3 separate regions of the Homo sapiens genome follow, and regions 1 and 3 are each linked to region 2. A link is an interaction called in ENCODE POLR2A ChIA-PET data of the cell type or tissue named here. Cell type or tissue: CD4-positive, alpha-beta T cell. All regions are shown on one strand.

Evidence for each region. Peaks named below come from ENCODE experiments on the same cell type or tissue, not always from the same donor. Only the 100,000 strongest peaks of a DNase experiment are listed, where the experiment ranks them.
Region 1: POLR2A ChIA-PET joins it to region 2 with 14 read pairs; 5 of 35 experiments call an interaction of 5 or more read pairs at or near these places.
Region 3: POLR2A ChIA-PET joins it to region 2 with 16 read pairs; 6 of 35 experiments call an interaction of 5 or more read pairs at or near these places.

Annotation. Positions count from the first base shown.
Region 1 is chr6:29,704,385-29,712,384 of GRCh38, forward strand. It overlaps the pseudogene ZDHHC20P1. Among named protein-coding and RNA genes, the nearest start is that of HLA-F, 15 kb to the right of the region's middle. In CD4-positive, alpha-beta T cell, CTCF peaks have their summits at 1,445 (motif pointing right) and 1,648; DNase peaks (open chromatin) are centred at 1,447 and 4,587; H3K4me3 peaks cover 1,540 bases; H3K27ac peaks cover 2,271 bases.
Region 2 is chr6:29,960,475-29,968,474 of GRCh38, forward strand. No RefSeq gene overlaps it. Among named protein-coding and RNA genes, the nearest start is that of HCG9, 11 kb to the right of the region's middle. RefSeq lists enhancers at 4,477-4,621, 4,601-4,896 and a cis regulatory region at 4,544-4,554. In CD4-positive, alpha-beta T cell, a CTCF peak has its summit at 7,504; DNase peaks (open chromatin) are centred at 4,537, 5,767 and 7,447; H3K4me3 peaks cover 1,501 bases; H3K27ac peaks cover 1,425 bases.
Region 3 is chr6:29,884,750-29,892,749 of GRCh38, forward strand. It overlaps the pseudogene HCG4P7 and the pseudogene HLA-H. Among named protein-coding and RNA genes, the nearest start is that of HCP5B, 15 kb to the left of the region's middle. In CD4-positive, alpha-beta T cell, no CTCF peak of the experiment used is centred here; DNase peaks (open chromatin) are centred at 2,762, 3,372 and 3,722; H3K4me3 peaks cover 2,525 bases; H3K27ac peaks cover 1,645 bases.

The sequences.
Region 1 (8,000 bases), 260 kb before region 2:
GGGGTTTTCTGCTTTCTCCCAGAACACTTCATATTCATTTTCTCACCTGTGTTTGGTTGGTTGCAAGGTGGCTTCCACACCCCCAAGTTTATTTCAAGTAGCAGAAACACTTGCTTAGAAAACAAGTACTTTGGGAAATGCAGGGTCTCAGCCTCTGTCCTCAGGACTCCACACATCAGAAAGACATGTGCGTCTCCTCCCACAATCCTGGAGGTGCCCGTGGACTGCAGGTTCGCTCCTCACTGACTTTACTCATGTCCTACTGGAAAAGGATGGATTTCTAGAAATGTCCCAATGGCTTGGAACACTCAATTTCTCTGTGTGCACTGCAAGCAAACTGACAGTTTGACTTTTCAATTCTATTCAATACCTGAAAATAAACTGAATTTTCAGTATATTTCCTTCCAGAGAGTAAACTGAAAAGGGAACCTTTCTAAATTCAGTTATGATTTCCTGAAACATCGAAGAAGGCAAATGTGGGTGCCCTTAAAGACAAGAGAATTCTCTGACCTCAAATTTCATGTAGCAGCTGTAAGGTGGAGCTGGCAGCATCTGTCCCCACCTCTGGGTACACAGCAGAACGTGCCAGCTTTAGGGACCCCGGAGGACACAGCTGCACAGTGTCCGGGGGCATCCAGCAAACCCTCAGGAAGGACTCGGTCCACGCAGGAGCCTCCTTAAGCAACTTCTCCCTGAAAAACCCTGAAGTCTTAGAAATCCATAAAGAAAAAAGATATTCATGTCTCTGATAAAGAAAAGAAATGCCAGCAATCCAGCACTGAGAAGGGAAGCTACGAGACCACATTTTCTGCATGTGGAGAAGACACGTCTAATGGAGAGGTGGGAACTTGTCTCAAAAGTGTTGGGCCGCAGTGAGAGGGTGTGGTCGTCACTGCCACCACCCGCTGCTCACTCAGTGACCCCTCCCCATTGTAACTAACGGGCCAGTGAAGAGAAACACTTTTCGTCTGCTTGTACTGAAATAAGGCTATTACAATAAATCATCTCTGTGGTTGATTTTTCACTTAAGGATGGGATAACTGGGGAAATTGGTGCCTGTAGTGCAGGTTTTAAAGAAGCTCCCAGAAGCCCTTCTGAGGCCATCTCCAGGAGGCTGCCCCAGCGGGTATGAGGCCTTGCGCTTCTGCCATCCTGTGTGTCCCTGTGATGGAATTTTGGCCCAGCTAGGGATGGCAAGAGGCCAGGTCATCGCAGGTGGTCTGCAGGCCTGGTGAGGAAGGACAATGACAGACGGGGAGGCAGAAAGGCACACATATGACCAGACCTCCCCCTGGGTCCTGCTCCCATTCCTCTGTCCATCGCTCTTGCTCTGTCTGCCCTAGGGGAAATTTCCTGAAGGAAACAGGAAAAGGAACCTCTATTCCTCGCTGCATATCTTTTATGTAGGCCTTTCCTGTTATTCAAGCATATCCCCAGCAGATGGCAGAGAAGACATTTCAATTTCGTGCCTCTGCTTTTCCTCCCCCTCCTCCAACCGGAAAGTCAGGACCAAGGGAATGGATGAAGGCATTAAAGGTATAAATGAGAATGGGTGATAATTTCCCTTTCTCTGAGCTGGGGAGTCCCATTGCAAGGGTGGGAATAGAAATGTCCAGTGTAACCATTCAGAGATGACAGATACTGCCCTGAAAACAGTCACAAAATCAAACCATGATGTGCCTCCCTGGGCTCCTTGGCTCTGGGCTGCTGCTTTCTTTTATTGAGAATCTAAGAGGTGCTGAGCATTCAGTTAAAACGGGACTCAAGGGTTCCTGCATTGTCCTCTGCCTTAATTGCATTTGAAAATATATTTTGTCAGTTCAATCCTTCTCCTGCCCGTCTCTGTTTCTCTTTTTAAAGAAGCTGAACATTGGCACCTTCAAAAGAAAATTGCTAACATGTGAAATAATATATTGTCTAGGATTTAGTTGAAAATAACCTGGTGTTGGGCTATGGTTGAGGATGTAGATAAATCAAGAGTGGGTGTTACTGAGTGAAGGGTACAGTGAAGGTCACTTTACTCTTCTGTCTACTTCTGTGTTTGCTTAAAATATTTGTACAAGTTTAAAAAAATAAGAACCAGGGTTACCAGGGGGCATGGCATATGCTGAATAATCATGAGATACCGGTTATAATTTCAAACAAATCTCCAATAAAAATAGATAATAATTTGAAGTCAAACCACAGGGACAAAATGTTTTTAGATGTCTCCAAATTCCTCACTTCCCTCCTCTAAATTCAGGTGGGTCACTTCATACTTTCTCCCAACCGCAGGTTCCCAATAGGCAGGTCCTAGAGCCCAACCTTGGTGGGGCAGGGAGTAGGGATTTAAAAACTGCATGATGATCAACAGCAGGAAAGAGGATTGGGGCTGAGAGGGGAGGAGAGGCAGGCAGGAGACCCCTGGGGAGTTGCTGCCCCAAGGAACTCCTTCTTCACCCTCTGAGAGAAAGTGTCACAGGACCACAGACCCTTGGTCTTCATAGATCCCATAACCTCCCCCGAATTGTATGTAAAATTGTGTGGGAATGCAGGTGAGTGCATTTCAGCTGGGGCTGGCTTTGACAAGGCTGTGGCCTGCAGTAGATATCAAAGTAGTCATCTAGGTCTCGTGTAGATGATGGAAAACTCGATGGGAGGGAGACACGGTGCCTTGACCCAGAGTCAATGCCAATAAACTTGGCTAGGACATAGTACCCAGTCATTTAATCAAAACCTAATCTAGATGTTGCTGTGAAGATATTTAGTACATGTGGTTAACATTTACAATCAGTTGACTTTATGAAAAGGAAATTACCCTCAATAATGTAGATGGACCTCATCCAATCAGTAGAAGGCTTTAAGAGCAGAAACTACAGTTTCCCAGAAAAGAAGAAATTCTGTCTTAAGACTACCATATCAACTTCTGTCTGCATTTTCAGCCTGCTGGCGTATCCTACAGATTTCACACTTGCCACCGTAATAATTGCATGAGTCAGTTTCATAACACGAATAAAACACACACATACACACACACACACACACACACACACACACACACACCCCTTATTGGTTCTGTTTCTCTGTTGAATCCAGAATAATACAGATTTTGGTACTTAGAGTGATTCTAGAGGAAGAGAATCCTTTTAAAACGTTTATAGCCAACAATAAAAAACTTTATTAAAAATGTTGAAAAGCATAAAACGGTAATTATAAATTAGCAAACACCCAACAAGAAAAGCACTTATTTTCTTTTCCTTATACAGTACAAGAAAGAGTAATTGGGATCTCATTCACTTTCAGCCACCATTTGCCCTAGATGTCCTTCACTCAAAACAAGTTTTTAGCTTGTGTTTTTGGAGTGGAAACTCACATGGCTACTAAGAAACAACTCTAAAAATGTAACTTAGACACTCAAAATTCCATGTGCCATGTTAACATGTAATGATGGTTCATATTACAGCATCTCACAATAGGTAAGCATTATTTCCAAAGTAAAATTAAGTCACATTTGTGGTTGCTAGTGAATGCGGCACAAATGGACCCTGAAGATTCAGGCATTGTTCTGCTCTGGAGTAGGACATCTGTGGCTCCAGCAAACTGTACAAAGGCTTTTTTTTTTTTTTAATGTATCTTCCGTGATACTTCAATTATTTCACCTTATTAATCATTTTCTTGCAAACAAAACTGAAAATATCAGTTCATAATGTGTTTCCATACACCTTGCCCTTATTCAAATGGTTATGAACAAGTGGTCTTCCATTTTCTATTGCCGCTGTAATTATTTGTTCCTGATCTGGCAACACCTTCTTCAGCTCCTTTCTCTGGCCACCGAGATTAACAGTCCAACAAGCGGTCTTTTGATTCACTAAGTGGCTTAATAGGACAACGTTGATTTGAGCCAATACTTCTGGCATGTTCATTTCAATTTGTAACTTTTTTCTGAATTCATCCCCACAAGGTGAGCTGGAAAACTGCAACCATAACCAAAGCTAGAAAATACTGGAAGTAGCCAATATTTCTCTTCATCACCAAAGACTGGTCTCTAATTTTTACTATTGTTCTATTTTTTCCAGCCAGCCAACAGTAGTAGCTGAAAAGCGAGAGCACACTGATGAAGAACACTGCGGGCACAAAGAAAAGGAAAAGTATGTGGAGCTTTGCTGTGTATCTCTTAGTTCATTCTACTCACTAGAACGTGGCGTTCTCAGGAATTGACGTCCTCCAGGCCCCCAGATGAGGGTAGTGAGCACCCTGAGAGCCAGCTGGACTCCCCTCTTGGTGTGTTACTGCACAGCCACAGCCTCTGGGTAGGGAGTTGTCCTGCACTTCTGGAATCATCTTTTTGGTCATGGTGGCTACTGCTGTACTGTCCTTCTGAGGTCAGTGAGATAGGGTGTTCACAGCCTCACTTGAAAGGAAACAAGAGACTTGTCAGGTTGATGGAGAGAACAAGCTGTTCGACAGTGCGCAAACCATATCCTGGGCTTGTGGTTAGAACATCCTGCAGCAAAGAGGTAGAAGAGCCAAGGGAGGCATCCCCACATCTGAGGAAGCCCAGAAACCCATGAATAGCGTCCTTGGGCTGACCTATGCTCATTACAATAGTAGCAAACACAACTCTGAGAGGGAAGTTAAGATGCTAATGAGACGTAAGATGTGTGTGCTGATATGTACAACCACAGTGCATGCACGTTCAAGAGACCACAGAACATGCTTAAAACAATACCCCTTCCCACCTATTCATGAATAATCATGTAAGACTCCCGTGAGGGGAGGGTACTGTCTCTCTTTTGAGCAGCTGCTCTGATCAGCTGTCAGAGTGTACTTTCACTTTGCAATAAATTCTCTTGCTGACTTTTACTTTGGACTTGCTCTCAAATTCTTTTGTGTGGCAAAGTCAAGAACCTGAACCGGCCCATTGGCTACATTTCCTTCCTTTTTTCTTTCTTTCTGTATCTTGTTGCTAGGGATAACTTTGCCCCTGCTGGCAGCATGCCCCTGAGGATGGCACCCTGTGGCTGGCGTCTTCCTTGGCTTGGCCTCGGGTCACTAAGCATAGCCCATGGTAGGAGGTTCTGAGAATGAGTGGCACTGCCTTGTGCAACGGTCCCCATGGGAGTGGCCCACAGGTGCTTGCATCTGTGGCATTTTCACAACTGTTTAAAAAGACTCAAGAATGTACTGTGGGAGGAGAGCAGGTCTGGAGACTCACCTGTGTCCCCCACCTGCTCATCTGCATGGCCGTGTGCCTGACATGGTCAGAAATGAGAAATGCTGCTGCCCCTTTGCAAAGCACTACTTAGTTTTTCTCTTCTTGAAGGTGGTGGCACGATGCCCAGGTTGAGATGGACGCAGGAGTCAGCATCCTAAAGTAAAAGGAGAGACTTTAACAGAAATACCTGAGCTTTTCAATGAGAATGAACAGGGCCTTTTACCCTCTGGCAACTGTGTATTTCCCATTGACATGTTTCTTGTCCTCAGAATGGTTTTTCCTTTTTGCAGGTGGTTTATTGAAAAAGGAAAGGACAGAAAAGAAAAAGCAGGAGAAGGTGTATGGGAAGCTGGGACCCTGGCCCTGTGCAGGGGAGATACAAGGTGCTTCTGGGGAGGCTGCCGCCATCTGGGGCACTGGCACATGGGGCACGGCAGGGCTCGCCTTCCTGATGATGCCGCCTATCCCAGTTGCCCACCAGAAGTTGCAGTGCCCAGATTAGTTTTGTATTGATGGAAATTAAAAAAAAATTATATTACATAATTTTATGCTTTTTGAAAATAGCTAATAAACTTTTATGGCTAAGTTGTTAGTAATGGTAATCTCTCTAATCTGCTTAAAGACGGTCAAATCTGCAGGGTTCCCATCTCCACTGGACACCTGTGCTTCCTGTGGGGTCTATTTTCCAGTGGCTTTCCCTGTTGGTTGCCCCTGTGACTGCTGACATCCTGCCTTCTGGTGGAAACCACACTCTTCCTTGCCCAGTGAGGGTTGGAAAATTGGATGACTAAACTCGACGAAGATAGCAAATAACATTTGTTCTGCGTGGGTGCCATCATCACCTGCACTTGAAAGCAAGGCTGAGGTGCAGAAGACACAAAATGTGGCCATGTCCCTTGGCTGGCAAGTGGCCTAGGGGCAATGTGAGCCTGAGTGTATGACACTGTGACACAGGACAGGGTGCGTCACAGTGTTGCCCATTGTGACTGCAGGGCCAAAAGGAACCAGGGCTGAGAGGAACCTGGAGACATGCTGGGGTGGGGCCAAACGAGGGCTTGGAGAGAGCCTCCACCCACCCTCACAGGGCCTGGTGGAGACAGACCGAGGAGGGGCATCTGCCCCTCTCCCCTTGCAGAGTGGAATGATAGCTGATGACATCATTTTAAAAGTCACAGTACTACAGAGATGTTTGGACACTCATCAGAGGCAGACCTGCTGTGGGAAAGTCAAGGCCTTGGTGCGGAAACCTAAGATTCTGCAAACTGGAACAGGGTTATCCTATGGGTGCCCTTTAGAACTCTCTGGGCATGCAGAGGAGGCTCGCCCTTCTCTAGTAATGGTTCCCACTTCCTACACTGGAAGATGCTGCAGAAACCTCACCCCTATGATGCAGTGGGAATTCCACTCAGGAGCTTTGCAGTAACAGCCGTTATGTCCCCGTAGGAGCCTGAGGAGCAGTTCTGGGATTGGAATTTAAGGGTGTTTGATCAAAGGGCCAGAATCAAGCTGGATAAATTAAAAAAAAACACCTTTGGCTTGGGAGCACTTTCTCAGGGTATGGGTTTATCAAGGACCTCAGGGCATGGGGCAAACCCACTGCTGGGGTGGACCCATGTAGACTGGAAAAAATGATGTCCAACTCTCAGTAAGTTAGACATGACTTAGTTGTCCTGGAACATGTAGAGGATGGACAATGAGGCTGAGGGAAGTGGGTGTGTGGGATGGAGACATCATGTGAACCAGAATGCCCACTAGGGCCATGCTCCACAGAGGACCCATAGGGCACAACTTCCACCAGAGCCTCAGGAATGTGCCGGTGAGAGGGACTTGCATGGCTAAGAAGCGTCGGGGTGGTGTCCTCTGCAGGCTGGGTGTGATGGCAGGAAGGAGGTCCTATAGTTGGGCTCATTGATATTCCTGAGGAAAGTGTGGCCTTGAAAAGGCAGAGAACTAAATGGTGACAGTGGCCTGCAAAAGCCAGAGGGCACGGTTAACTTGACAATCTCAGAGGAGCAGCTGAGGCAGCTTGATCTGCAGGGAGTTGTGGGGAAGGTTAATAGACGGTGGTGTCAGAACAGGCAGCAGCCAACAAGGGCACTGCTTGACATCTGTGATGAGAAAGCAAGAATTGATGAGCAGGGGGCTGAGGGTGTTTAACTCAATACAAAGTCATGATCCCATTCTCAATTCCTAAACGTCAACCAAGTTTCAGATTCAGATCCCAGTTACAGAGAAGGAGTCCCTATTCCAGGAGGAAGGACCCTGAAACCTCATGGCAAGTATATGCTGGAACAATTCCCTCTGTCTTTCTGCAAAGGAGCCTACAGTCATTTACTCAGGGGACTGTACACTAGGAAAGGGAAACAGGCAGAATTTGGGGGAGTGTTGACATTGGGTGTGAGCTGATATTGATGCCTACAGGCCTACAGCACCATTATGTCCCTACCACAGTGGGGCTTACAGAAGCTGGGAATAAATCTGGACACATCACAAAGGGACTACTGGGTCCACAGACCCAGCCCTGTTTATCTCCCCATTCTCCAAGTGTGTAATTGGCATTGATGCCCTGGCAGCTGGAGTAACCCCCACATTGGGTCCCAAGTCTCTGGAATAAGGGCTGTCATTGTCTGAAAGCCAAAGGGAAACCTCTGCAACTGACTTCATCCTGGCCAAATAAAAAATGATATTGAGTCCCAGGGTGAGTCTTATGAAAGGTACTGTAGGTATTTTAGGTGTAGCACCACCATTAGAGAGCTGAAGGATGAGGGGTGCTGTTGGAGTTGCCTGTTATCTTCACGTAATCCAG
Region 2 (8,000 bases):
AGATCCTGTCCTCTCTCGCAAGTGAATGAATTGTTACTCTTTTAGTTTCCAAGAGAGACAGTTGTTAAAAAGAGCCTGGCAACTTCCTAAGCTCTCTGTTCCTCTCTTACCGTGTGATCTCTGCACATACCAGCTCCCCTTTGCCTTCTGCCATGAGTGGGAGCAGCCTGAGGCCCTCACCAAATGCTCAAACATTTCCAGACATCAGAATCCCAAGCCACATGAACCTTGTTTATATAAATTAGTCAGTCTCTGACATTTCTTTATAGCAACACAAAATGGAATAAGACAGCGCTCTCATCACAGGTATGTGTCTCTGGCATTCAGCCCCCATTCTCAAGATATCCAGGGTCCGCTCAGCCATGAGTCCTCTCATCAATATTCTAACTCTTATCACTCAAGAGATTCTAAGGTTTTTAGGAGAAACCAGGGACAAAGACTAAATGTTTTTGTTATACCTCAGATTACCCGCTTTTCTTTGACCACATATCTTTTATAGGAAAAGGATTATAAAAGTAAAGAGGTATTGGCGTATTATCAGAGTCTCATTCAGTCATTCAAAATTAGAACAGTTCACCATCCTCTCGTATGAATATGTCTCCCAGAATGAAGTCACTCAGGTTTGCAGACACCACTCAACCTTACCAGGCTCCAAAAACAAGAATGGTCTCAAGGACATATGGCTTCACTCTTTTAGGCACCCAGTATAATTGACCTAAGAGACAATATCTTCTCTTGCTCACAGCACTTTTGAGGAGTTAAGCTAATATTGAATTTTCCTCATTATATAACCCTTTGATTTAGTCACTTACCCTCAGCCATTATTCCTCCTTCTGTCCCTTTATATCAGTCTTTTCCAGTTTTAGAGGTGACATCAGGTTTGTCTGCTGTGCTGACCTAGACTGCAGGCAGCAATAGTATTCTAGCATGCCTTCCCTCGGTCTACTCTTGGTCATAGAGGGTAGGTTATGTAGGTAAGGAACTAGTGGGGGCCATCTGACCACCAGGCTATATAGCTCTATTTACTGTTAATCCTGACTTTGCCAGATGAAATGAAGGCATAGCACCATCTTTGAGTTGCTTGAGAATTCTTATATAAAGATGTAAATATATAGTTATGGTTTTTGGCTTAAAGATAATTCCTGTTTCTGGCACTTTGATTTTCATCCCTATTCCTGGTACCACTGCATCACATATGAAAAAAGAAATTTGAGGTGAAGCGTAGTCATTATTCCAGCATCCTCTCCCCTTCAGAAGAATTGTATGTATAGTCATAACAGCATCATCCTGATCCATCAGGTAAAAGAGAGGAAGCTATCTAGAGGAGTCACTCTTGCAGCCCCACCCATGTGGACAGTGAGCACATTCATGAAGATGTAAAAGCCAGTCCTTCATGTTTATATTGCCCAACAACTATATTGCCAGTTTTTAGACAAACAATGCTTCAACTGACCATTTCAATTTTCTATCAAAGTTTTCTTCTGAGGAGGACATCTCCCTGTGCATTGTTAGCCATTTGAGGCTGTAAAGTGTGTTTTCTTGCGTAAAGAAATGGGACTCAGCAGTCCACATTGGTGCAATCTCTTTTTTTCTGGTGATTTCATAGCCCTTGAAGCATTGACCTCTTCCCCTGGTTGAGCATAGCCCAATCCAGAGTCAGTGACTTTCCTGTCAAGATCCCTTGGCAGCTCCTTTGGGGTTGCTGCCATCAGTCTGGCTTGCCAGCCATGTATGATCAAAGCCTTCCCACTAGAGAATCACATAGCCATCTGCTGCCTCTGTCTGTTTTCTTGACCAACAGTCAAAACAGAGATGATAAGAAATGAGATAAATTACCAAAATTGTGAACAAAAGAGAGATTATCACTAGTGACCCTTTAGAAATTCAAAAGCATTATAAGTGAAGACTCTGAAAAACCTGAAGTCAATAAGTTAGACCACTTAGATAAAATGGACAGATTCATACAAAGATAGAAATTGCCAAAACTGACTCAAAAATAACTAGAAAACCTGAAATAAGGAAAAACAAAAAATAATAATGTATTGCTTGCTGTTTTATCTGGCCTAAAAAGCCCATTTGTCAGCCTTCAGTCCTTTGGCCTAAGTTTAGCTCAAATAAGGACTGTATATGCCAAGCTTTAATTCTCTATGTGAATGATAAAACCCCATCTTCACAAGAGGAGATGGGTTATGCTGTTTGTTGGATTAGTGAATTAAGCCCCGTGTTCCCCCTTAAAGAGAAATAAAAAGAGCATAGTAAAGAGCCCTCACCCAGTGAAAAGCCCTGGGATCCCCTAACACGCTTGCCCTACACCCTATACATCTCACAAAGTAGAGGACAGGGAGATCAGGGGGCAAAAGGAAGGTCGGAGGAAAAGGATTTGGGAGGTCATGAAGGAGCTAAACCCAATGCTCCCTTAAATCCTTATCCAAACTTGAGGAAAGAATTAGAACAATGTAAGGAAGGACAAACCTGATAAAAACAAGCAATGGGGAAAGGATTCCCGATTTAATAAATGGTGTTGGGAAAACTGGCTAGCCATATGCAGAAAACTGAAACTGGACCCCCTCCTTACACCTTATACAAAAATCAACTCAAGATGGATTAAAGACTTAAACATAAGACCTAAAACTGTAAAAACCCTAGAAGAAAACCTAGGCAATACCATTCAGGACATAGGCATGGGCGAAGACTTCATGACTAAAACACAAAAAGCAATGGCAACGAAAGCCAGAATTGACTAATGGGATCTAATTAAACTCAAGAGCTTCTGCACAGCAAAAGAAACTATCATCAGAGTGAACAGGCCACCTATGGAATGGGAGAAAATTTTTGCAATCTGTCCATCTGACAAAGGGCTAATATCCAGAATCTACAAAGAACTTAATTTACATGAAAAAAACAAACAACTCCATCAAAAAGTGGGCGACGGATATGAAAAGACACTTCTCAAAAGAAGACATTTATGTAGTCAACAAACATATGAAAAAAGGCCCATAGTCACTTATCATTAGAGAAATGCAAATCAAAACCACAATGAGATACCATCTCACACCAATTAGAATGGCGATCATTAAAAAGTCAGGAAACAACAGATGCTGGAGAGGATGTGGAGAAATAGGAACGCTTTTACACTGTTGGTCGGAGTGTAAATTAGTTCAACCATCGTGGAAGATAATGTGGCAATTCCTCAAGGATCTAGAACCAGAAATACCATTTGACCCAGCAATCCCACAATCCCACTACTGGATATATACCCAAAGGATTATAAACATTTTACTATAAAGATACATACACACATATGTTTATTGCGGCACTGTTCACAATAGCAAAGACTTGGAACCAATCCAAATGCCCATCAATGATAGACTGAATAAAGAAAATGTGGCACATATACACCATGGAATACTATGCAGCCATAAAAAGGATGAGTTCATGTCCTTTGCAGGGACATGGATGAAGCTGGAAACCATCATTCTCAGGAAACCATCAGCTACGTGTTCTCTGGGTCTCTCAGAGAAAGACCCACAAGAACAGAAAACCAAACACTGCATGTTCTCACTCAAATGGGAGTTGAACAATGAGAACACATGGACACAGGGAGGGGAACATCACACACTGGGGCCTGTCTGAGGGTAGGGGGCTAGGGGAGGGATAGCATTAGGAGAAATACCTAATGTAGATGATGAGTTGATGGGTGCAGCAAACCACCATGGCACATGTATACCTATGTAACAAACCTGCATGTTCTGCACGTGTATCCCAGAGTTTAAAGTATAATAATGATAATAATAATAAATTGGATTTGTAAGTGTGCCTTTAACAAGTACTGAGGTTAGGAATTTTAAAAAGGAAATGAGGCCACTCTCGGAAGATCCCCTCAGTTTAGCAGAACAGCTAGATCAATTTTTAGAACCAAATTTTTATACTTGGGCTGAGATAATTCAATCATGAATATTCTGTTTACTGGGAAAAAGACGGGAATAATTAGAAGGGCAGCCATAATCATTTGGGAGAGACAGCAGCATCCTCCTGGGTAAGGAGTCCTGCCAGCTAAGCAGAAATTCCCAAATGCAGATCCTGGATGGGATAATAATGACCCCAGGGATCGGGTCCAAATGCAAGACCATAGGGAGCTAATAATTAGAGGGATTATGCAGTCCACTCATAGGACACAAAACGTCCCCAAAGCATTCAAGATCCAACAACAAGAAGAGGAGACTCCCTCTGCATTTCTGCAGAGGCTCAGGGATCAAGTGAAAAAATATTCAGGATTAAATCCAGAGGACCCAGTAGGGCAAGGCCTTTTAAAGGTTAATTTTGTAACTAAAAGCTGATGTAATATTACTAAGAAACTGCAAAAGATTAACGGATGGAATAAAAAACCAATTAAGGAAATACTGAGGGAAGCTCAGAAAGTTTGTGTGTGTGTGTGAGAGAAAGAGAGAGAGAGAGAGTTAAGCTGCTATACCTGAAGGAAGAGAGAGCCAGCGGCACAGCTGTGTGTGGCAGCTGGCTTCTAAAAGCTGTTGATAAAGGTTACTGCTGAGTCATTTCCGCAGAGCTGCCTGTTTTTGCAGACAGACAAGGGGAGCCAGGGCACAGCACGGCTCGGCTCATGCCCAGAGAAAGAGGAAGAAGCTGAGTGTGAGACAGAAAGGAAATGGGATGGCAGAGAGAGAATAGAAGAGGAAAATTAGCAAGAGAGACTAAAAGAGACAGAGATCAAAGAGAAACACAGAAGGTAAAACTGGGGAGACAAATAATGTAAAAGGAAAAAAGAGTACAAGACAAAGTGAGAGAATGCTGAGAGGTTGGCAGGGCTGGGGGAAGTTTCTGGGGACTTAAGCAACAAGGAGGTGCAGGGGAAGGGTGCATGCAGTGCGTGGCCACTGAGGAACGACAAAACCCGGGAACTGGGGGATGGATGCAAGTGAGAAAGGGATGTGGAGGAGAGTTTAGGATCAGGCTGCCTGAGGTGTAATGGGTTGCCTACAGCAAAAACTAGATGGCTGTTTATCAGGAGGTGGTCAAAAGGATTCAAGTTATGGAAGAGTAAATGAATAAGATAACATTAAGGTTTTGTTGTTGTTTTAGTGAGAGGCTGGAAGGCCACCAGGGGCAGTTAGCTGTCAGTAAGGCAGCAGAAGGGCTGGGGTCGCTACATAAGGAAAATCAGTACTAGGGCTGTAAACTCAAATGACTACAGGGCCAGCAAATAATAAAAAGGAGGGCTGCAGGGCTGGGTGGGAACTGTGGCGGCTGCTCAGCTCTTCTTACAGTGCTGGCACTGTGTTTTCAGATTGTCTGCTTTGTCAGAGGACAAAATTCTGACTTTTTATGTAAAATATAATTTTAAAATGCTGATATTCTGTTCAAATAACTTAAAAACCCAAAACAGGCAAAAGAGGATGCCAGTTTGCAATCCCTGAAGTAGAGAGAGCTCGTGCTGGGGAAAAGTCTGCCAAAATGCTTTAAGGTGGAATGTGTAAAAGTTCTGTTTCCCAGAGTCGGGCTGGGCCAGGGGAGGATCCTTGCAGCCCAGGAGGAGGAAAAGCCACTAAGTCCCCTCCCAGGGCTGGACAAACTGGAGACCCTTTACAGTTGCTGGGTCACCAGTGGGGGTTGCTTGAAACACAAACAGTGCACCTCTAGGCCTGCCACGGAGAGGAACGGTGCCTTTGAAGCACAAAAAAAAAAAAAAAACAGGAAGGGAGGGCGGAGCCAGAAATGCCTTTTCTAATGAGAGTACCCATCAGGGAAGGCTCCATAGGCTGGCAGATCTTCAAACCAGCAGCTCTTGGCCCAAAGCCAAACCCAGCAGGGCCCGGCCAAGGGCACTCTGGGATGCCAGCTGATCAGTCCCTTGCCTCCCCAAGACCTCCTGGGGTCAATGGGCCCTCGGGAGGTGACTAAACTAACACCAGCCAGTTTCTTATGAAAAGGAGAGGAGAATAAGAAGGCGTCAGAGTATAACTGTTTAGATATCACAGAGTATCAAACTAAAGTTAGTACCAAACCTTAAAGGAACTCTACTACATAATGGGATGAGGTTGTTTATGAATGGGTCATCCTGAGTAATAAATGGTAAAAGACACAATGGCTGTGCTGTCATGAACAAAAACAAACAATCCTTATGTGAAAAAGTTAAATTACTCAATAACTGGTCAGCCCAAACCTGTAAATTTTATGCTTTTAACCAAACCCTAAAGCTCCTAGAAGATCAAGAAGACACTATATATACTAATTCCAAATATGCCTATAAAGTAGTACACACCTTTGAAAAAATCTGGACAGAGCAGGGCCTAGAAAATAGCAGGGCAAAATAATTGGTACATGGGGAACAAGTTTTAGAAAGCCTCCTGTTTCCAGCAGAGACAGCCATAGTTCATGTAAATGGCCATCAGAAAAGAAACACTATAGAAGCTGTAGGGAACAGGCTTGTGGATAAGGCTGCTAAGCAAGTCTCCCTGGAGGAAAAATTTAAACTGTTTAGCCCAGATATCCCTAAGGTGATATTAAAACCCCAATTTTCAAAAGAGGAGGAAAAGCTAGGCAAGATAGGAGCCACTTAAACTAAGAATGGAAGGTGAGTGCTCCCTGATGGGAGAGAAATAATAAACAAACCCATAATAAAAAATCTAATGTTGGCCGGGTGCGGTGGCTCATGCCTGTAATCCCAGCACTTTGGGAGGCGGAGGCGGGTAGATCACAAGGTCAGGAGATCAAAACCATCCTGGCTAACACAGTGAAACCCTGTCTCTACTAAAAATACAAAAAAGTAGCCGGGGCGTGGTTGTGGGTGCCTGTAGTTCCAGCTACTCGGGAGGCTGAGGCAGGAGAATGGCATGAACCCAAGAGGTGGAGCTTGCAGTGAGCCGAGATCGTGCCACTGCACTCCAGCCTGGGTGACAGAGCGAGATTCTGTCTAAAAAAAGAAAAAAAAAATCTAATGTCTATATTGCATAAGGGAAGTCATTGGGGTCCCCAGGACATGTGTGATGAAATACTAAAGAATTATGGGTGTATAGAAATGTATGCCCTGGCTAAACAAGTGTGTGGGAATTGTGTGAACTCCCAGGAAACAACTTAAGGTTAAAAGAACTTGTAACACAAACCCCACCCCTTGAGTTCACAGTTCACCACTTCCAGCCTGGCAACTCAGTGCTAATTAAGACTTGGAAAGAAGACAAGCTCCACCCAAGCTGGGAAGGTCCTTATCAAGTGAGGCAGCTGTACAAACAGCTGATCAGGGGTGGACACATTACACTCGGGTCAAGAAACTGGTTAAAAAAAAAAACGGAAGGTAAATTGGAAGTGTATAGATCACCTAAGAAACCCTTTAAGCTAATTCTAAGGAAAACCTAAAAGTAAGCCATAAGCAGGCTCCATCACTGGGGGCTGATATGGTTAGAATTAATCCTAACACAAGGGGTGAAAGGAAACCTAAGTATTGTATAAGAACCACACGCCACCTAACTGTAAAAATTTAAAGTGCAATCCTATATTAATTACTATAAACAACCCAGCTACTCTAAACCAGAAATCTTGAAGGTATAAATTAAAAATAAATATCTCAGAAAGGAATCCCGTGGGACGGTTAGCTTTTAGGTTAGTCACCAACTCTACCCCAAGCCCACCCAGAATTACTAGAACTCCTGGTCCCATTAACTTCCTTTAACCCACCAAACAATAAACCTAAGAGAGTAAAAATAATTAAAGTAACTGACTTAAGGCAGACTTTAAAAATTAAAACAGGATATAGAGACATAAATGCCTGTGTTAAATGGGTGAAATTTTCAGCACAAGCCCTCGATAAAAGTAACTGTTATGCATGTGCTGCTGGTCAACCTCAGGCACAGGTGGTTCCATTTCCCCTTGGAGGGGATACTAATCCCAAAGGAATGTGTTGCGTGTTGGCTGTATACCAAGACAAGGTTGCATGGGGAAATAAGACTTGTAAAAGTCTGTCATTGCTCTTTCCCACTTTGCAGAGATCA
Region 3 (8,000 bases), 76 kb before region 2:
ATGTATCATCGTCATCATTATTATTTTTGAGACACGGTCTCGCTCTGTCACCCAGGCTGGAGTGCAGTGGCATGATCACCATGTACTGCAGTGTCGACCTCCTGGGGTCAAGGGACCCACTGATCTCAGCCTCCTGAGTAGCTGGGACTACCGTCATGAACTACTATGCCTGGCTAATTTTCTAATTTTTTGTATAGATGGGGGTTTTGCCCAGGCTGATCTTGAACTTCTGGAGTCAACAAATCTGCCTTCCTCTGCCTTCCACAGTGCTAGGATGGCAGGCATGAGCCACCATACCTGGCGTAAATTAATTATAAGATATTAAACACGTAACTTAGTTTTAAAAGGTAAGGAGAATTTCCATGGCTGAAGAGGATGTATTTTATGACCATTCACAATGATCACTTTACTTGAACTTCAATTTCCAACTGTGTCCGAAGTAAACACAAAAGGAAGATCCAACCCTTGCTAGGCTGATTCTATTATGCCCTCAACAACCAGCTCCTGGTCATTCACCATCCTCCAGTTATTCAATCAACTCTAATGTAGGTGCTGCTGTGAAGGGAGTTAGTGGATATAATTAAGGGTCTCAATTAGTTGACTTTAGGCTGGGTTTATCCTGCTTGGACTGTCCTAATCAGGTGAGACCTTGAAAGGACTGGGTTCTTCCTGAGCATAGAGACTCACAGTGTGAGAGGGACTCAGCATGAGGGGTTTCCTCCAGCATGGGCTTTGAAAATGAAGGGGCTGTGGGCCAGGTGCGGTGGCTCACGCCTGTAATCCCAGCACTTTGGGAGGATGAGGCGGGCGGATCACGAGGTCAGGAGATCGAGACCATCCTGGCTAACACGGTGAAACCCTGTCTCTACTAAGAATACAAAAAAAAAAAAAAAAATAGCCAAGCGTAGTGGCGGGTGCCTGTAGTCCCAGCTGCTTGGGAGGCTGAGACAGGAGAATGGCGTGAACCCGGGAGCCATAGCTGGCAGTAAGCCGAGATCCCGCCACTGCACCCAAGCCTGGGCTACAGAGCGAGACTCCATCTCAAAAAAATAAATAAATAAAATTAAAAATGAAGGGGCTGTGTAGGAAAGAATGCTGGTGAGGACCAGGAATCAAGCACAGCCCTCCCTGTTCTCTACATTGACAGCCAGCAAGGAACAGGGACCTCAGTCTTACAACTGCCAGAAACTGCATTCTGCCACCTCTGTATAAGCCTGAAGGAGGATTCAAAATGAAAACACAGCTTTTGGAAGCCCAGAAGAGAGATTCCATCCACATTTTGCCCAGATTTCTGATCAAGGAACTATAAGCAGATAAATGGGTGTTGTTTCGCCAGGCGTGGTAGTGCACGAATGAATTGATGAATTGATATGCACACTAGTTACATAAAATAAAATCTTTCTGAACTTCTTCCGTGTTTTGCACTTTATAATTATCTGTAATGCAATTTAATACACTCATATTTCATTCATTCAGTCGACAAAAATTAATTTAGTCCCTACGATAAACCAGATATCCCCTCATATGCTCACGTGCCTGACACTCCAGAAGTTTCACAAGACCGAGGTGGAGACACTGGAGTGTTTTAAGTGGAGAGATGACACATTCTGACTCCCAGGAGCAGGACCACTGTGAAAAGAACAGTCACGTAACAGGTCATGGGACAGTGCTAGTGTCACAATTCACAAGTGACAGTGTGGTGGGGACTAAGGGGACAGGACGGCCTGAAGGATGAGAAGAATGGAGGGAAGGGTTGGAGAAGCAGGAGGTGAAGAAAAGGAGCAGAGGAAAGAATTCGAAAGCAGCAGAATTCTTAGGTTTAAATACATTGTTTTATGGATTTTAATACATCCATCTACAGAGCCCTGCAGGATGTCCTTGGCAGTTGGCCTTTAATACTTTATGTGGGTCTGCCTAAAAACTAATTTTTTAATGTTAATCAGGTTTAAAAATTACTAAGTGTTCCTATAAAATATACACAACACTTAGCAGTGGATACTTCCTAAAAACAGACAGTGCATGAGCACTAGTGAGGGGCATTGCGACTACATTGAACAGTTGCAACTTTGAGGTGAATAAAGCCTGTACTGACTCCTGGTTGTAACGTACCTGGTTGCAAAGTACACAGTGTGCTACTTTGTATTGAGGAGATATCCTGGACTCACACAGAAACTCAAAGCTATGGAATGATGGCAAATTTAAAATATGACAAGCGGGAGTCACAGGTACACTGCAAAAGTGAAACTTAGAAGCTTTGTGAGTCCTGTTGTAACGCTTTTGGGCACATTTATACATCATGGGGCCAAAGTCACATTTTTTACCGATTAGATTCCTGATCATTCAGGGGTTACCAAGGTTCTGCTATCCAATGTATTTAATAAACAAATAAATAAATAAACTGGTCTCTATTCTGTCTCATGCACTCAGGCACAACTTTTCCCAATAAAAAAAAAAAACAAAAAGGAAAACAAAAAACAGTTTCTACACCTCCATTCCCAGAGCAAGCTCACTCTCTGTCACCAAACTCCGTGGGTGAGTTTTCTTCTAGAAGAGTCCAGGTGGACAGGGAGTCCAGTTCAGGGACGGAGATTCCGGGATGAAAAGTGAAGGGAGAGGGACAGGGCCCATGCCGAGGGTTTCTTCCTGGTTTCTCAGACAGCTCCTGGGCCAAGACTCAGGGAAACACTGAGACAGAGCGCTTGGCACAGGAGGAGCGGGGTCAGGGCGAAGTCCCAGGGCCCCAGGCGTGGCTCTCAGGGTCTCAGGCCCCGAAGGCGGTGTATGGATTGGGGATGCCCCGCCTTAGGGATTCGCCACCTCCGCAGTTTCTCTTCTTCTCACAACCTGCGACGGGTCCTTCTTCCTTGATACTCACGAAGCGGACACAGTTCTCATTCCCACTAGGTGTCGGGTTTCTAGAGAAGCCAATCGGTGCCGCCGCGGTCCCGGTTCTAAAGTCCCCACGCACCCACCGGGACTCAGATTCTCCCCAGACGCCGAGGATGGTGCTCATGGCGCCCCGAACCCTCCTCCTGCTGCTCTCAGGGGCCCTGGCCCTGACCCTGACCCAGACCTGGGCGCGTGAGTGCAGGGTCTGCAGGGAAATGGTCGGGAGGAGCGAGGGGCCCGCCCGGCGGGGGCGCAGGACCCGGGGATCCGCGCAGGGAGGAGGGTCGGGCCGGTCTCAGCTCCTCCTCGCTCCCAGGCTCCCACTCCATGAGGTATTTCTACACCACCATGTCCCGGCCCGGCCGCGGGGAGCCCCGCTTCATCTCCGTCGGCTACGTGGACGATACGCAGTTCGTGCGGTTCGACAGCGACGACGCGAGTCCGAGAGAGGAGCCGCGGGCGCCGTGGATGGAGCGGGAGGGGCCAGAGTATTGGGACCGGAACACACAGATCTGCAAGGCCCAGGCACAGACTGAACGAGAGAACCTGCGGATCGCGCTCCGCTACTACAACCAGAGCGAGGGCGGTGAGTGACCCCGGCCCGGGGCGCAGGTCACGACCCCTCCCCATCCCCCACGGAGGGCCGGGTCGCCTCGAGTCTCTGGGTCCGAGATCCACCCCGAAACCGCGGGACCCCGAGACCCTTGACCTGGGAGAGGCCCAGGCGCCTTTACCCGGTTTCATTTTCAGTTTAGGCCAAAACCCCCGCGGGTTGGTCGGGGCAGGGCGGGGCTCGGGGGACCGGGCTGACCGCGGGGGCGGGGCCAGGTTCTCACACCATGCAGGTGATGTATGGCTGCGACGTGGGGCCCGACGGGCGCTTCCTCCGCGGGTATGAACAGCACGCCTACGACGGCAAGGATTACATCGCCCTGAACGAGGACCTGCGCTCCTGGACCGCGGCGGACATGGCAGCTCAGATCACCAAGCGCAAGTGGGAGGCGGCCCGTCGGGCGGAGCAGCTGAGAGCCTACCTGGAGGGCGAGTTCGTGGAGTGGCTCCGCAGATACCTGGAGAACGGGAAGGAGACGCTGCAGCGCGCGGGTACCAGGGGCCACAGGGCGCCTCCCGGATCGCCTGTAGATCTCCGGGGCTGGCCTCCCACAAGAAAGGGAGACAAATGGGACCAACACTATAATATCGCCCTCCCTCTGGTCTTGAGGGAGAAGAATCCTCCTGGGTTTCCAGAGAGTGACTCTGAGGGTCCGCCCTGCTCTCTGACACAATTAAGGGATGAAATCTGTGAGGAAATGAAGGGAAGACAATCCCTGGAATACTGATGAGTGGTTCCCTTTGACACTGGCAGCAGCCTTGGGCCCCGTGACTTTTCCTCTCAGGCCTTGTTCTCTGCTTCACACTCAATGTGCGTGGGGGTCTGAGTCCAGCTCTTCTGAGTCCCTCAGCCTCCACTCAGGTCAGGACCAGAAGTCGCTGTTCCCTCTTCAGGGACTAGAATTTTCCACGGAATAGGAGATTATCCCAGGTGCCTGTGTCCAGGCTGTTGTCTGGGTTCTGTGCTCCCTTCCCCACCCCAGGCATCCTGTCCATTCTCAAGATGGCCACATGCGTGCTGGAGGAGTGTCCCATGACAGATGCAAAATGCCTGAATTTTCTGACTCTTCCCGTCAGACCCCCCCCAAGACACATATGACCCACCACCCCATCTCTGACCATGAGGCCACCCTGAGGTGCTGGGCCCTGGGCTTCTACCCTGCGGAGATCACACTGACCTGGCAGCGGGATGGGGAGGACCAGACCCAGGACACGGAGCTCGTGGAGACCAGGCCTGCAGGGGATGGAACCTTCCAGAAGTGGGCGGCTGTGGTGGTGCCTTCTGGAGAGGAGCAGAGATACACCTGCCATGTGCAGCATGAGGGTCTGCCCGAGCCCCTCACCCTGAGATGGGGTAAGGAGGGAGATGGGGGTGTCATGTCTCTTAGGGAAAGCCGGAGCCTCTCTGGAGAGCTTTAGCAGGGTCAGGGTCCCTCACCTTCCCCCCTTTTCCCAGAGCCATCTTCCCAGCCCAACGTCCCCATCGTGGGCATCGTTGCTGGCCTGGTTCTACTTGTAGCTGTGGTCACTGGAGCTGTGGTCGCTGCTGTAATGTGGAGGAAGAAGAGCTCAGGTAAGGAAGGGGTGAGGAGTGTGGTCTGAGATTTCTTGTCTCACTGAGAGTTCCAAGCCCCAGGTAGAAGTGCCCTGCCTGGTTACTGGGAAGCACCATCCACACTCATGGGCCTACCCAGCCTGGGCCGTGTGTGCCAGCACTTACTCTTTTGTAAAGCACCTGTTACAATGAGGGACAGATTTATCACCTTGATGACTGTGGTGATGGGACCTGATCCCAGCAGTCACAAGTCACAGGGGAAGGTCCCCAAGGACAGACCTCAGAAGGGCGGTTGGTCCAGGACCCATATCTGCTTTCTTCATGTTTCCTGATCCCACCCTGGGTCTGCAGTTGCACATTTCTGGAAACTTCTCTGGGGTCCGAGACTTGGAGGTTCCTCTAGGACCTTATGGCCCTGGCTTCTTTCTGGCATCTCACAGGACATTTTCTTCCCACAGATAGAAAAGGAGGGAGCTACTCTCAGGCTGCAAGTAAGTATGAAGGAGGCTGATCCCTGAAATCCTTTGGATATTGTGTTTGGGAGCCCATGGGGGAGCTCACCCACCCCACAATTCTTCCTCTAGCCACATCTACTGTGGGATCTGACCAGGTCCTGTTTTTATTCTACTCGAGGCAGCAACAGTGCCCAGGGCTCTGATGTGTCTCTCACGGCTTGAAAGGTGAGACCTTGGGGGGCCTGATGTGTGGGGGATGTTGGGGGGGAACAGTGGACACAGCTGTGCTATGGGGTTCTTTGAATTTGATGTTTTGAGCATGCGATGGGCTGCCAAAGTGTCATCCATTACTGGGACAGATATGAATTTGTTCATGAATATTTTTTCTATAGTGTGAGACAGCTGCCTTGTGTGGGACTGAGAGGCAAGAGTTGTTCCTGCCTTCCCTTTGTGACTTGAAGAACCCTGACTTTCTTTCTACAAAGGCACCTGAATGTGTCTGTGTTCCTGTAGGCATAATGTGTGGAGGAGGGGAGACCAACCCACCCTCATGTCCACCATGACCCTCTTCCCCACGCTGATCTGTGTTCCCTCCCCAATCATCTTTCCTGTTCCAGAGAGGAGGGGCTGAGATGTCTCCATCTTTTTCTCAACTTTATGTGCACTGAGCTGTAACTTCTTACTTCCCTCTTAAAATTAGAATCTGAGTAAACATTTACTTTTTCAAATTCTTGCCATGAGAGGTTGATGACTTAATTAAAGGAGAAGATTCCTAAAATTTGAGAGACAAAATAAATGGAACACATGAGAACCTTCCAGAGTCCATGTGTTTCTTGTGCTGATTTGTTGCAGGGGAGGAGAATAGATGGGGCTGTGCCTAGTGGGTGCTCAGGCCAGTATGGACTTTATGTGGTCACTGCTCAGCTGGGTCATCTTTGCTCCTTCATTCTCCTTGGCCCTTCAGTAGAACCTTGTCCTACCACCACCTGTGATCACAGGGACTTGGATGTCACCTACGGTGGTCCCTGCATACAAATCTCATTGTGGTATCAAGAGACTAATTTTCAGACCTGTCCAGCTCTTGCCCTCCTCCCAGGGCTCTTTCCTGGATTGTATTTTTCATCTTGCCTCCAATCTTTTTAAAGGAAGCAGATTCTAAAATTTGCAGAGAGGAGGGGTCCCATAGTTTCTCATCATAGTGAACTTTTTGTTGGAGCTCCTCTTCTGCTCTCTTACTCTTCTTCCTTCCCTGAGTTGTAGTAATCCTAGTGCTGGCTCCAATCCAAACTCATGGATTTACAAAGCAGAGTCTAATTTAGATTCATACGTGGTTGGAAAATTGTACCCATAAGCCTAGGGTTATCTTTCCTGAAGAGAAAAATATGGTTGTGTGCTGCAGTGTGCAAGAGGGTTGGTGTGGGAGGAGGTAGGGAGGGAGGGAGGACACACAAGCAGTCCTAGTGAGAAAAGCACTGGCGGCATCGATGTCCACATGAGATGATGTTGTTCTTTAGCTGCCACAAAACAGCATTTGCCCTGAGGCTACCTTAACAAAGATATTGGCTTCAGAATAGAGAAGTGCTTTACAGTGATCATTCATTCAACTGACATTTGTTGTCTGCTAGGGATATGACTGCTTTTGCATTTAGAAAGCATCATTAAGGTGAAAATAGAAAAATTTCTGGCGTTGTGGTACATATGTTCTAGATGCTAGCTTGTCCAACCCATAGCTCGCAGGCTGAATGTGGCCCAGGACAGTTTTGAATGTGAGGAGTTTTTGCTTTTCTGTGGCGGACCTGAGACCTGGAGTGAGTGCACCCACCTCCCTCAGGATCAGGAGTGAATGCTTTAGGAACCCTCCTTTGCAGTGACCTGCAAAAGATAGAGGGCACAGTTACTGTGAGAACCCAGAGTAGCAGCCAAAGGGGCTCAACCTTCATGGAGTTTTGGGAAAGGTTAGTAAAAGGTGGTGTCCCAGCGTCAGAACAGATGGGCAGCCAGCGAGGGCACTGCTTCATATCTATGATGGGAATGCAAGAATTGAGGAGCAGGAGACTGAGGGTGTTTGACTAAATACAAAGTCATGATCCCAGTCTCAATTCCTAGACTTCAGCCAAGCTTCAGATTCAGAATCCACAGTGGGGCTTAAGGAGGCCAGGAAGTAAACCTGGACACATTATGGCCCACTGTGGGACCACTGGGTTCATAAACCCAGTCCTGGTTATCTCCCCATTCTCCACATGCATAATTGGCCTTGATGCACTGGCAAAGAGGGTCACCCCCACACTACATCCCTAGTCTGGAGAGTAAGGGCTATCATTGTGCTGAAGCCCAAAGGGAATCATCATCTAAAACTTCCCTCATCCCAACCAAGCCAGAAGCAATATTGCGCCCCAGGTGGGACTTCAGGAGGGTACTGCAGATATTGTAGGGGTGGCACTGCCATTAGAGAGCTGAAGGATGGGGGGTGGTGTTGGGATTGCCTATTA